Linked DNA regions of Homo sapiens: region 2 is linked to region 1. A link is a loop called in an ENCODE intact Hi-C map of the cell type or tissue named here. Cell type or tissue: K562. All regions are shown on one strand. Each heading gives the region's core, and the rest is flanking DNA. Links, peaks and the distances in the headings are about the cores only. Region 1 has its middle 41 kb from the start of EDARADD. Region 2 has its middle 34 kb from the start of LGALS8.

Evidence for each region. Hi-C counts contacts between places; a loop is a spot of excess contacts. Peaks named below come from ENCODE experiments on the same cell type or tissue, not always from the same donor. Only the 100,000 strongest peaks of a DNase experiment are listed, where the experiment ranks them.
Region 2: a loop joins it to region 1, with 2.7 times the contacts of the local background. A loop is called at or near these places in 1 of 110 quality-filtered maps.

The regions. Positions count from the first base shown.
Region 1 is chr1:236,350,148-236,355,526 of GRCh38, reverse strand. It overlaps a transcript of EDARADD not described here. Among named protein-coding and RNA genes, the nearest start is that of EDARADD, 41 kb to the left of the region's middle. In K562, for the core only: no CTCF peak of the experiment used is centred there; DNase peaks (open chromatin) are centred at 836, 2,256 and 3,576.
Region 2 is chr1:236,486,825-236,492,203 of GRCh38, reverse strand. No RefSeq gene overlaps it. Among named protein-coding and RNA genes, the nearest start is that of LGALS8, 34 kb to the left of the region's middle. In K562, for the core only: a CTCF peak has its summit at 2,116 (motif pointing right); a DNase peak (open chromatin) is centred at 2,083; H3K27me3 peaks cover 890 bases.

The DNA.
Region 1 (5,379 bases), core at 256-5,255:
AAAAAAAAAAAAAAAAAAAAAAAAAAGAAGAAGAAGCAGAAGAGAATGAGTGGATGGGAAATGTAAGAATAAGCACAGAGCATGCACAGGATGCATTAGCAAAACATCAAAGAGAGATTAGAGAGGGCTAACAGTCTAACACACAAATACATTTTGAAGCTAGTCATGGTTTGAACATGTCTTAATCTAGGATAAAAGAGTGACAGAAAAAGAAGTGATGGAATGAGTGAAAGTACTTTGAAAAATACACAAGTGGATGACAACAAGAGGAAGAAAATAACAATCACAACAGCAACGTAGCAGTAAATATGGGCCATCTACTTCACTCAATTCAGATATACTGAATGTATTTCATATTGTATTGTTTCTCACTTAGTCTTTAAAACTAATCTATGAGATGTATGGTCCAAAAGACCACCAGGATGGCTTAACAGTAGAAAGGAGAGCTTTGTGATATCGGTTTGCAAACCAGGAAGAGACAGTTTTGGCATGTAATAAAGGTGCTTTCTCTTCAAAGAGGGAAAGGGCAGGATGGTTTTTGTGCCTCACAGGGTCTGTATTACACAATAGTCATATATATTCAGGTTTTGGAGGAAAGCTGTACATATTTATGAGGGGAGCCAAATGCATGCACAATGGCTACACATATATGTAATATCCATCCCATGTTCACTTTGGGGAAGGGTTTTGGCTTTAAACTGAGATGGAATTTGGCTCTTTACGTTAAAGGTGACCTACAGGACACAGAGATAATTTGTGTGTGCAGTCTCTACAATTTGCTGAAACTGGCTTGAGGTTGGCAGTTACTTATCAGGAAAGTGTTTCTAAGGCCAGGTCTCTGTCCAATCAGGGCTGTAGTGGTCTGGATTGTACATCAGACTTAGGAAGTGTCTGACAATTTGCCTGATAATTCCTACTGTTAGGGAGTTTAGCAAGAGTGTGGTTTTTCTTGTAGCCACAGGAATTTAGGAAATTGCCATGCCAGCTGAGCCCTGAACCCTTCATTCGTTGGTAACTTTTGTTTCTGTAACCTAAAGGTTTGTCTTAGTTGATAAAGGGATGCCAACTTGGCTCTCCCAGATCACAGATGTTATCATCATCTTATGGCTGGGGAACCTGAGGCTCAGAGAGTTTAATTAATTTGTCCAAGGTCACAGAGCCAAGAAGGGAGAATGCTGGATTCGAACCCAAGTATATCTGACATTCTATATTCTAGCCTTTTCCCTCATTCTGATATTTTCTCTGAAAACCCCTGGGTTTATCCTGGCACTTTCATGTGTGTAAGTCATTTGTGCACAAGCCAAGGTTTGTTTCCTGGGTAGGCGCTGCAATACCTACTTGGTATTTGAGGTCAGTACATTATAGGAATAAATTGTGCTGTGTCTAGGCTTTTAAGTATCTAAATGATTGAGAGTTCATCTTCAAAGGAGAAAATAGCCTTATAAAACAGGATTACAAAGGCAAGGCTTAGTGTCTTAGAATCCCTAAGCCTCGCAACCCGAAGAGCAGAAGAGAAAAAATGTCTCCAGCTACAAGAGAACTAACGAGCTTTAAATGAAAGAGCTAGAGTCACATTTTCCCCTGAACTCCCATAGATACATGAATACAAATCTGTCTTTTCTCTTGCAAAAAAAAACTTTTTTTTTAAGGAAAGAGCTGTCATTTTGCTAAGCAACACCAGAAGCTGATTATCTGGTGCCTGTTCTGGGTAAAAGGTAGAAAAGCCAAATGATGAAAAGATGCCACCTCATTTAACAACTAAAATATTACACACAGTCGAGTAACTACCAAATAGGGTCCATTTAAACACCAACCTTAGTCCAATATCTTTTTTTTTTTTTTTTTTTTGGAGTTGGAGTCTCGCTCTGTTGCCCAGGCTGAAGTGCAGTTGTGCGATCTTGGCTCACTGCAACCTCCGCCTCCCGGGTTCAAGTAATTATCTGCCTCAGCCTCCTGAGTAGCTGGGATTACAGGTGCCCACCACCACGCCCGGCTAATTTTTGTATTTTAGTAGAGACAGGGTTTCACCATGTTGGCCAGGCTGGTCTTGAACTCCTGACCTCGTCATCCACCTGCCCTGGCCTCCCAAAGTGCTGGGATTACAGGTGTGAGCCACCGCGCCTGGCTGTCCAACATCTTAATGTAACATCTCCTTGTGTAAGCAGTCACCTCATGCACAGTGGGTGTCCAATAATCCTACAAACTCAGAGCTAGAACGACTTTTACCACCACTTATCATAGCTGTGTGCAGATACAGATAAGGGAGACCAGGAGGGGAAGAGTTTGCCCAAGGTCACACAGTTCTCTCCTGCAGAGCTGAAACAAATCCCAGGTCTGTGGGGGATGAGAGGTAACAACCCTGGCCTGTGAAGTGAGGCTGCCTCAGTTCAAGGCTGGAGTCCTGTGACAATCCCAAGAAAGGATGAGCCATGAGGCATGTGGTGTGCTTGCCCTAAATTCACTACTGTTAGTACCATTATTACTGTTAGATAATTTGTTGTTGTTGTTTTTTTTTTAGAGACGGAGTCTTGCTCTGTTGCCCAGGCTCAAGTGCCATGGCATGGTCATAGCTCACTGCAGCCTTGAACTCCTGGACTCAAGTGATCCTTCTGCCTCAGCCTCCCGAGTAGCTGGCACTACATGCACACACCACTGCACCTGGCTTATTTATTTATTTATGAGATGGAGTTTTACTCTGTCGCCCAGGCTGGAGTACAGTGGCACAATCTTGGCTCACTGCAACCTCCACCTTCCAGGTTCAAGCGATTCTCCTGCCTCAGCCTCCCCTGTAGCTGGGATTACAGGTGCCCACCACCACGCCCGGCTAATTTTTGTATTTTTAGTAGAGACAGGGTTTCACCATGTTGGCCAGGCTGGTCTTGAACTCCTGACCTCGAGTGATCCACCCGCCTTGGCCTCCCAAAGTGCTGGGATTACAGGCGTAAGCCACCACACCTGGCCCTGGCTAATTTATTTTATTTCTTGTAGATATGGGGTTCTTGCTTTGTTGCCCAGGCTGATCTTGAACTCTTGGCTTCAAATGATCCTCCTGCCTAGACCTCCCAAAATGCTGGGATTATAGGCACGAGCCACTGAACCCAGTCTATTAGATAAAATTTACGGGAGGCTATTGGTTTAGACTGAGCTCCTGCACTTGGCTCAACAGACCAAACTAAAATGGAGCCATTCATGCTGAAGTTCCACACCACCAAGCCAAACCTAAGTTGTTTATCTGATCTTCCAAGAAATCAGGAGAGACAGAGATAATAACCTAACCAATAACTAAAAGGCCAGTTTTAGCGGGCATTGAGACGGAAATAATACAGGGTGGTCATAGGAGAATAGAATATTCTAGGCGGCAGTTTCACATGAGCAGCCAAAGGAAACTGTAAATAGCTACAGAAGCTATGGGCTGATAAGACCCTGAAAAAACCAGGGTGTGGGCCAAGCTGGCTAAGACTGACTGGACCCAACATGGCACTGGAGTGACCTAGGTTTCACCTGGGACCTCATTATACACTCATTAACATACCAAACACACACCCCCCAGCGCCATGACAGTTCTGGGAACATCCATATTTGGTGTAAAAATGAGTGGCACCACAGTTCCGAGAAACCTCCACCTTTTTCCAGGAATTCTCATGAATATTCAGCCCCTTGATTAAAAAAACCCATAAAGGTAGCACCCCCAAACCCCCTTGTGTGTGACTCTCTAGTGAGTACACATACATTCCCTTTTCTTGAGTGTATACTTTTCACTCTGCAATAAATCTCCCTGTTTTCACTATTTCCTCACTCATTCTTTTTTTTTTTTTTTTGAGACAGAGTCTCGCTCTGTTGCCAGGCTAGTGTGCAGTGGGGTGATCTCGGCTCACTGCAACCTCTGCCTCCTGGGTTCAAGCGATTCTCCTGCCTCAGCCTCCCGAGTAGCTGGGATTACAGGCATGCGCCACCACGCCCGGCTAATTTTTGTATTTTTAGAAGAGATGGGTTTTCACCATGTTGGCCAGGATGGTCTCTATCTCTTGATCTGCCTGCCTTGGCCTCCCAAAGTGCTGGGATTATAGGCATGAGCCACCGCGCCCAGCCTCCTCATTCATCCTTGAATTCCTTATTGAGAGGGTGTCAAGAGCCTGGACACCGGCCACGGTCAAGGTCCCACTGGTATTTGGAGACCTCCTCTGGCCCACCGGTATCAACATGATAAGGAAGCCCCCTCTGCTTTAACCTGTCTACCTAAAAGGAAGAGGCTGAGGCAAAATTAATGTAAATAGTTTATTTGGGCCAAGCTTGAGATTGCTTCCCGAGAGCATAGATTCAAGCTGCCCAGTGAATATTCACTGGGACTAGTAACAATTACAAGTAGGGTTTTAAAATTTTGTTTTGTTTAGAGATGGGGTCTCACCGTCGCCTAGGCTGGAGTGCAGTGGTGTAATCATGGCTCACCACAGCCTTCAATTCCTGGGCTCCAGCAATCCTCCTGCCTCCGCCTCCCAAGTACTTGGGAATGCAGGGACCTACTACCTTGAGGTTTTTAAAGGAAAAGAAGAGGCAGTTCCTAAATTGTTTACCAAGATTTCACATTAAAATAATATAAGCTATTGATTGGCTATACATTATTCTTTGTATCACAAATTCCAGGAACAGGAAGACACTGGGTGAGGCAGCTAGTCAGGAACAAAATTACCTTAAACAATTGACCCCAGGTATGGGGCAGGGGAGGGCTGGAGGCAGGCATGACTGAAGTCTCACACTCCTGTCTCTCTGGTCCCGAGTACTTTACAGAGCTCAGAATGCTTGGAGCTATTTTTCTTCTCTCAAAGCTGTAGGAGGAAAATAACTTTGAAAGGACCAATCTGCTTTTTGTTCTCAGCTTCTACTAATACTTTCCTCAGCCTTTTTCTGTCTACCAAGCCAACCGCCTCTGCTCAGCTCAACAGAACTCTCATTCTGTCCCAGCCTGGTGGCTCACGCCTATAATCCCAGCACTTTGGGAGGCCGAGGCGGGAGGATGACCTGAGGTCAGGAGTGCGAGACCAGCCTGGCAAACTTGGTGAAAACCTGTCTCTACTAAAAATACAAAAAATAAAATAAAAAATTAGCTGGGTGTGGTGGCACACACCTGAGGACTAAGACCTGATTTTTTGTTTTAATCTTGCCCAAATTCCTATCTAAGGGATATGCCCTACAAACCATAAATTCTCATCACATGGGTTTTATTTGACCCTATATATCATGACTTACTTTCCAATCTGACCCTGGCATAACAAGGAAGAAAATCAAAATATTTTACCCCAAAACGTGTTTCTCTGCCACATCTTGAAATAGCCCTGCAAAGCCATCCCTTGTGGGAAAAATCCACATCTACAGAGAATCCTC
Region 2 (5,379 bases), core at 126-5,125, 140 kb before region 1:
AAGATGTATAAACAGTATCACAAAGATTTAGGAGCTCAAGAGCCTCACCTTGGTCAGCTGAGGAACATCCTCCATGAAGCTTCGGGGACCTGCCTCAGGGGAAGATTCAGGGGTCACTGGGCTGTTACACAAAATAGAAGAGCATGGCTCAGTTCAGGATGTCCGGGGGAGCTACCCTCTTGTACATTTGCAAAAGCGCTGATAAGCTCAATCGTTTCATTTCAAGTGGCACTGTGCATTGCTTTGATCTCTTCAACGGTGGAGCTGATTTCTAGGAGGCATCCCCAGCTAAACACAGCCACTAGACCCATGCCTCACAGCCCCCGCAGCCACAGGAAGAAAGAAAACAGGCTCTCCCTCACCTTGGTTCTTCTGGTCTAGGTGGTGAGCACCCTGAGGGGCAGCAGCCACCGGCCCAGGGGTGCCAGCAGGCCCAGAGTGTGGCCCAGCATCTCAGCCACGATCCTCTGTAAACACAGGGGAAGGAAGCAAGACTTGCCCTCATCCATTTACAACCAAGTCCACAGGGTTCAGAAGGTAGAGATCAGAGAAGAAATGGAGGTGAATGTTGCTACTGCCTTGGGCTCATGTAGATAAGCTGTGTTTCAATTCAAAGAGTAGAAAATGATTTTAGCATTATTAGGACTAAAGTGTCATTAAGGATGAAAGACAAGGCCAGATGCGGTGGTTCATGCCTATAATCCCAGCATTTTGGAAGGCCGAGATGGGTGGATCAACTGATGTTGGGAGTTCGAGACAAGCCTGGCCAACATGGTGAAACCCCGTCTCTACTAAAAATTAGCCAGCCTTGGTGGCAAACACCTGTAATCCCAGCTACTCTGGAGGCTGACGCATGAGAATTGCTTGAACCTGACAGGCGGAGGTTGCAGTGAGCCGAGATGTCGCCACTGCACTCCAGCCTGGGTGACAGAGCGAGACTCTGTCTCAAAAAAAAAAAGAAACACAAGCGAACAAATTGCTTCTGCATAGTCAGGGAAAAAGGAAGCCCGTGGCAGGGAGAGGAAGGCCGTCGGCATACGGAGGAAATCTGATTTGATAAATGAGTGCATGGCTCGAAAACAAGCGACACGAAATAATGACACGGACCCAAAGGAGAGGAAAATTATAAAACAAGGAGAGCAGAAGTGGAAAGAGATGTGATAAGAAGGATAGTCTCCTCAAAACTAGATAAAACATTTACTCATCTAAAAGAGAAAGGAAGGGGGAAGAAAATCTCCTAGACCTTACTTATTAATATTGTACTTAAAAGAACATATTTTTGCATTGCACATTATAGAGGAAGGGGCAAGGATAGTGCTCTGGGTCAATATTTGCTGTAACTATGAACTTTGTCCTTTAACATGACAGCTACCTTTGGTCACAGCCGCTTCCTTGGATGCTAAATTGAAAGGGAAAGAGACCAAAAGTGCACAAAGGGCTAAGCCTAAAACTACAGGAAGAAAGCATCCTGCCGAGTGTTAAAAATAATTCCCAGAGTATGGAACTGTTATTGGAGCTGGCTGGTCACACATTGGATCCGAATGACAGGGTGAAGTAGCGATGAACACATCCACGGGACGGGGACCTTCATTTCAATTATGGCGGCCTCGTTCTGCTTATATGTGCTCATTTGTAAAACAGCCCCACTCTTCCTATCTTCCAGTGGGGCTACTTGCAAGGCTTTTAGCATACAACCAAGAATTATTTTTTAATTTTAATTTTTATTTATTTATTTTTGAGACGGAGTCTCGCTCTGTAGCCCAGGCTGGAGTGCAGTGGCACGATTTCGGCTCACCGCAACCTCCACCTCCCGGGTCCCGGTTCAGGCAATTCTCCTGCCTCAGCCTCTCGAGTAACTGGGATTACAGGAATGTGCCACTATGCCCAGCTAAGTTTTGTATTTTTAGTAGAGCCGGAGTTTCACCATGTTGGCCAGGCTGGTCTTGAACTCCTGACCTCGTGATCCGCCCGCCCTGGACTCCCAAAGTACTGGGATTACAGGCGAGCCACCGCGCCTGGCCAAGAATTAATATTAATAAAAGGCTGGTCCTGGGCTGGTTTTAGGATGTCAGCCCAGCCAGAAAGGATGTGTATAGATGTTATATTCCAGCAGGGGGCAGTACCACATAAAAATAACTCTTAAGGAAAATCCAGGTCTGCTACCACATATTTTCCATGTTGTTGAATAATAATTATTTAGTGCCGTAAAAATAGGTGACTTGTTCATACAATTGATCTTTTGAGTACTGGTGGGAAATCCCAGGACCATGTAAGCCCTAACAATGTAAAAGTCACGTGCCTTCTTTGAGTCTCCCTCCTGTGTGAGTCCTCCTGTGTGTAGATGTGTCGGGGAGTGTGGCTTTCCTTTCTGTGTGTGTAGTAATTTGCTATTGCAACCAAGGAAATGCATATTACATAGGACCTCATCAACTACCATTATAGATGAAAGTTTTGTTTAAGAGAATATACCCTAGATTTTTCTCTTTTTAAAATAGAGACAGAATTCTCACTGTGTTGCCCAGGGTGGTCTCAAACTCCTGATCTCAAGTGACCCTCCCGCCCTCAGTCTCCCAAAGTGCTGGGATTACAGGCATGAGCCACCACATCCAGCCCTGTAATTTAGCTAAAGATATTTCATTCTAGGCTGGGAATGGTGGCTCCCGCCTGTAATCCCAGCACTTTGGAGGCTAAGGTGGGAGGATCACTTGAGGCCAGGAGTTTGAGACCAGCTTGGACAGCATAGCTAAACCCCATCTCTACCAAAAAAAAAAAAAAAAATTGCTGGGTGTGCTTGTATACGACTGCAGTTTCCATTACTTGGGAGGCTGAGGCAGGAGGATTCCTTGAGCCCAGGAGGTTGAGGCTGCAGTGAGCTATAATTTCACCACTGCACTCCAGCCTGGGCAACAGAGCAAGACCCTGCCTCAAAAAATAATAAAGAAAAATAAAAAATAGATTTCTAATAGCAAAAGGACCTCATCATTAGCAGTTAAGTTTATAATATACCCAATTTAACATGGATCCCTACGGACAGAAGTAAAAGTATTAATAAACTTAAATTTTAACAATGATTTGATCAATTAGTTATAATATCCTACCTTTCCACTCTCTCCTTTGTAAAGTATCGGCATGCTTATGCTATTACAGTACTCATTTGCTATAAATTAACTTTAAATTAAATGATTTTGCATTGTTACACAATTGATTGATACTTGTATTTCAGTTGGGAATTACTGTTTGATATTTTTGTATGCAACATAGATATAAATCATACTACACTTAGTCAAAGTCTGGACTCTGAAGGAACTTTAAAAATCTTTTGATTAAATTTCTCTCTGTTAATGGTATGCTCCTACTCATCAAAAATTTTCATAAACTCCAGTCATTACAGATGTCAACATGTGCAAGAAACAGTACAGTCAAATTATAACAGCAAATTTATATCAACTCTTTTGTTTGTTTTTTTTGAGATGGCACTCTGTCTCTCCCAGGTTGGAGTGCAGTGGCATGATCTTGGCTCACTGCTGCCTCCCGTATTCAAGTGATTCTCCTGTCTCAGCCTCCCCAGTAGCTGGGACTATAGGTGTGCACCACCATACCCAGCTAACTTTGTATTTTTAGTAGAGATAGGTTTTCACTATGTTGGCCAGGTTGGTCTCGAACTCCTGACCTCAGGTGATCCACCCGCCTTGGCCTCCCAAAGTGTTGGGATCACAGGCGTGAGCCACCGTGCCCAGCCAACTCTCCTATTAAAAAAAAAAAAAGAAAGAAAAGGAAATTTTTCCACCCTGGAACTTCCCCATGCAATTATAATAGGAATTAAAATAGAATGATAAGGATGTTCAAAGCTTTCCTAGCCATGCTAGCAATGAGATGATAATAAATCCAGTGTTAGACATGACTAGCAATCAGGACTCTGGAAATAATGATATCAAAATGAAAGACAAGTGGGACGTACGCTGTGGTCCTACGTTTTTCCTGCTGTTCCTGCTATTCCTGAATTTAAGGGTAAAGGCGCACACTCAACTCTGCCCGTATCTTATCTGCCTGAAGCCTGCAAATCAGCAAATGTCATCTTGCTTGACGTTTTTGGTCCATCTCAAGGGAGGAAAGTTCCACTGACACTCGTGAACAATAGCTGTGTCTGAGATGAGATGGTATGTTCGGTTTACAGTCAGTTTTGAGACTGCACTTTTGTGGTTGGAATTTTGGAAACATGCCCCCTAGAAGCTGTGCTCACTAAATTTTCCAAATTTTAAATTTATAATTTAAGAACATTTTACTATTTTTATTTATGTTTGCTGCTGTGGCCCCTTCGGAGGCAGTTAGAAGCCCACGTCTTGGGCTGCTGTCCCAGGCCACCGAGAATGGCCTTGTGGCTTTCAGTAGAGCAGGGCTTCCTCTGAGCAGAGGACTTGAGTGAAGTCTAGGAAAGGACGGGGGCGGGAAGGAGGGCGGGCAGGGGGTGGGGGCAGGTGCTATTTCTGTTTTGGTTTTTTGAGATGGAGTCTCACTCTGTCGCCCAGGCTGGAGTGCATGGCACGATCTTGGCTCACTGCAACCTCCACCTTCCCAGTTCAAGCAGTTCCCTGTCTCAGCCTCCGGAGTAGCTGGGACTACAGGCACCCGCTACCACGCCTGGCTACTTTTTGTATTTTTAGTAGAGACGGGGTTTCACCATCTTGGCCAGGCTGGTCTTGAACTCCTGACCCCGTGATCCACGCGCCTCGGCCTCCCAAAGTGTTGGGATTACAGGCGTGAGCCACCGTGCCCGGCCCGGCAGGTGCTATTTCAATGCCCTTCTTCCCCAGGGTGCCCTTTCTTCTTGCCAGGCCTCTGCCTTTTGTCAGTCTGAGGTGGAGGAGTCTCTTGAAATGAGAGAAATCTTCCCATCCCCCTCCACCGGGATGAAGGCTTGGGGTGGGGGTGGAGGTCCCACCTGTTCTTCCATCTTTTCTGTCTCTGTCTGGGGGAGGCGGAGGCTCAGAGGTGGGAGGAGGAAAGAGCAGGCTGAGGAGAGGTATAGAAAGGGGTTTTCCCTTCCACCCTCCTCCCCTTTCCCTCTCCCACTGCCTGGATGGTGGCCGTAGACTGTGCAGGCTGGTGTTAGGCTGAGGTGACAAGTGGGCCTGGGTGGAAATGGGGGAAGGAAGGGGCTTTCTGGAGGCACTTGGCCAGGCAGTCGTGCGCAAGAAGATTGTCACCCTGAGATCCAGTCTTTGCATCCCCAGGGGGTGGCAGGATGGAAGGAGTGCAGACCATCAGACTGCTGGGGTCTGCTACCACCAACACTAAACAACCACAGCTTTTTAAATTCTGGGCTAATAAATGACAATGTGTCACACATAGCTTAATGAGAATACAATACATCAAATCAAA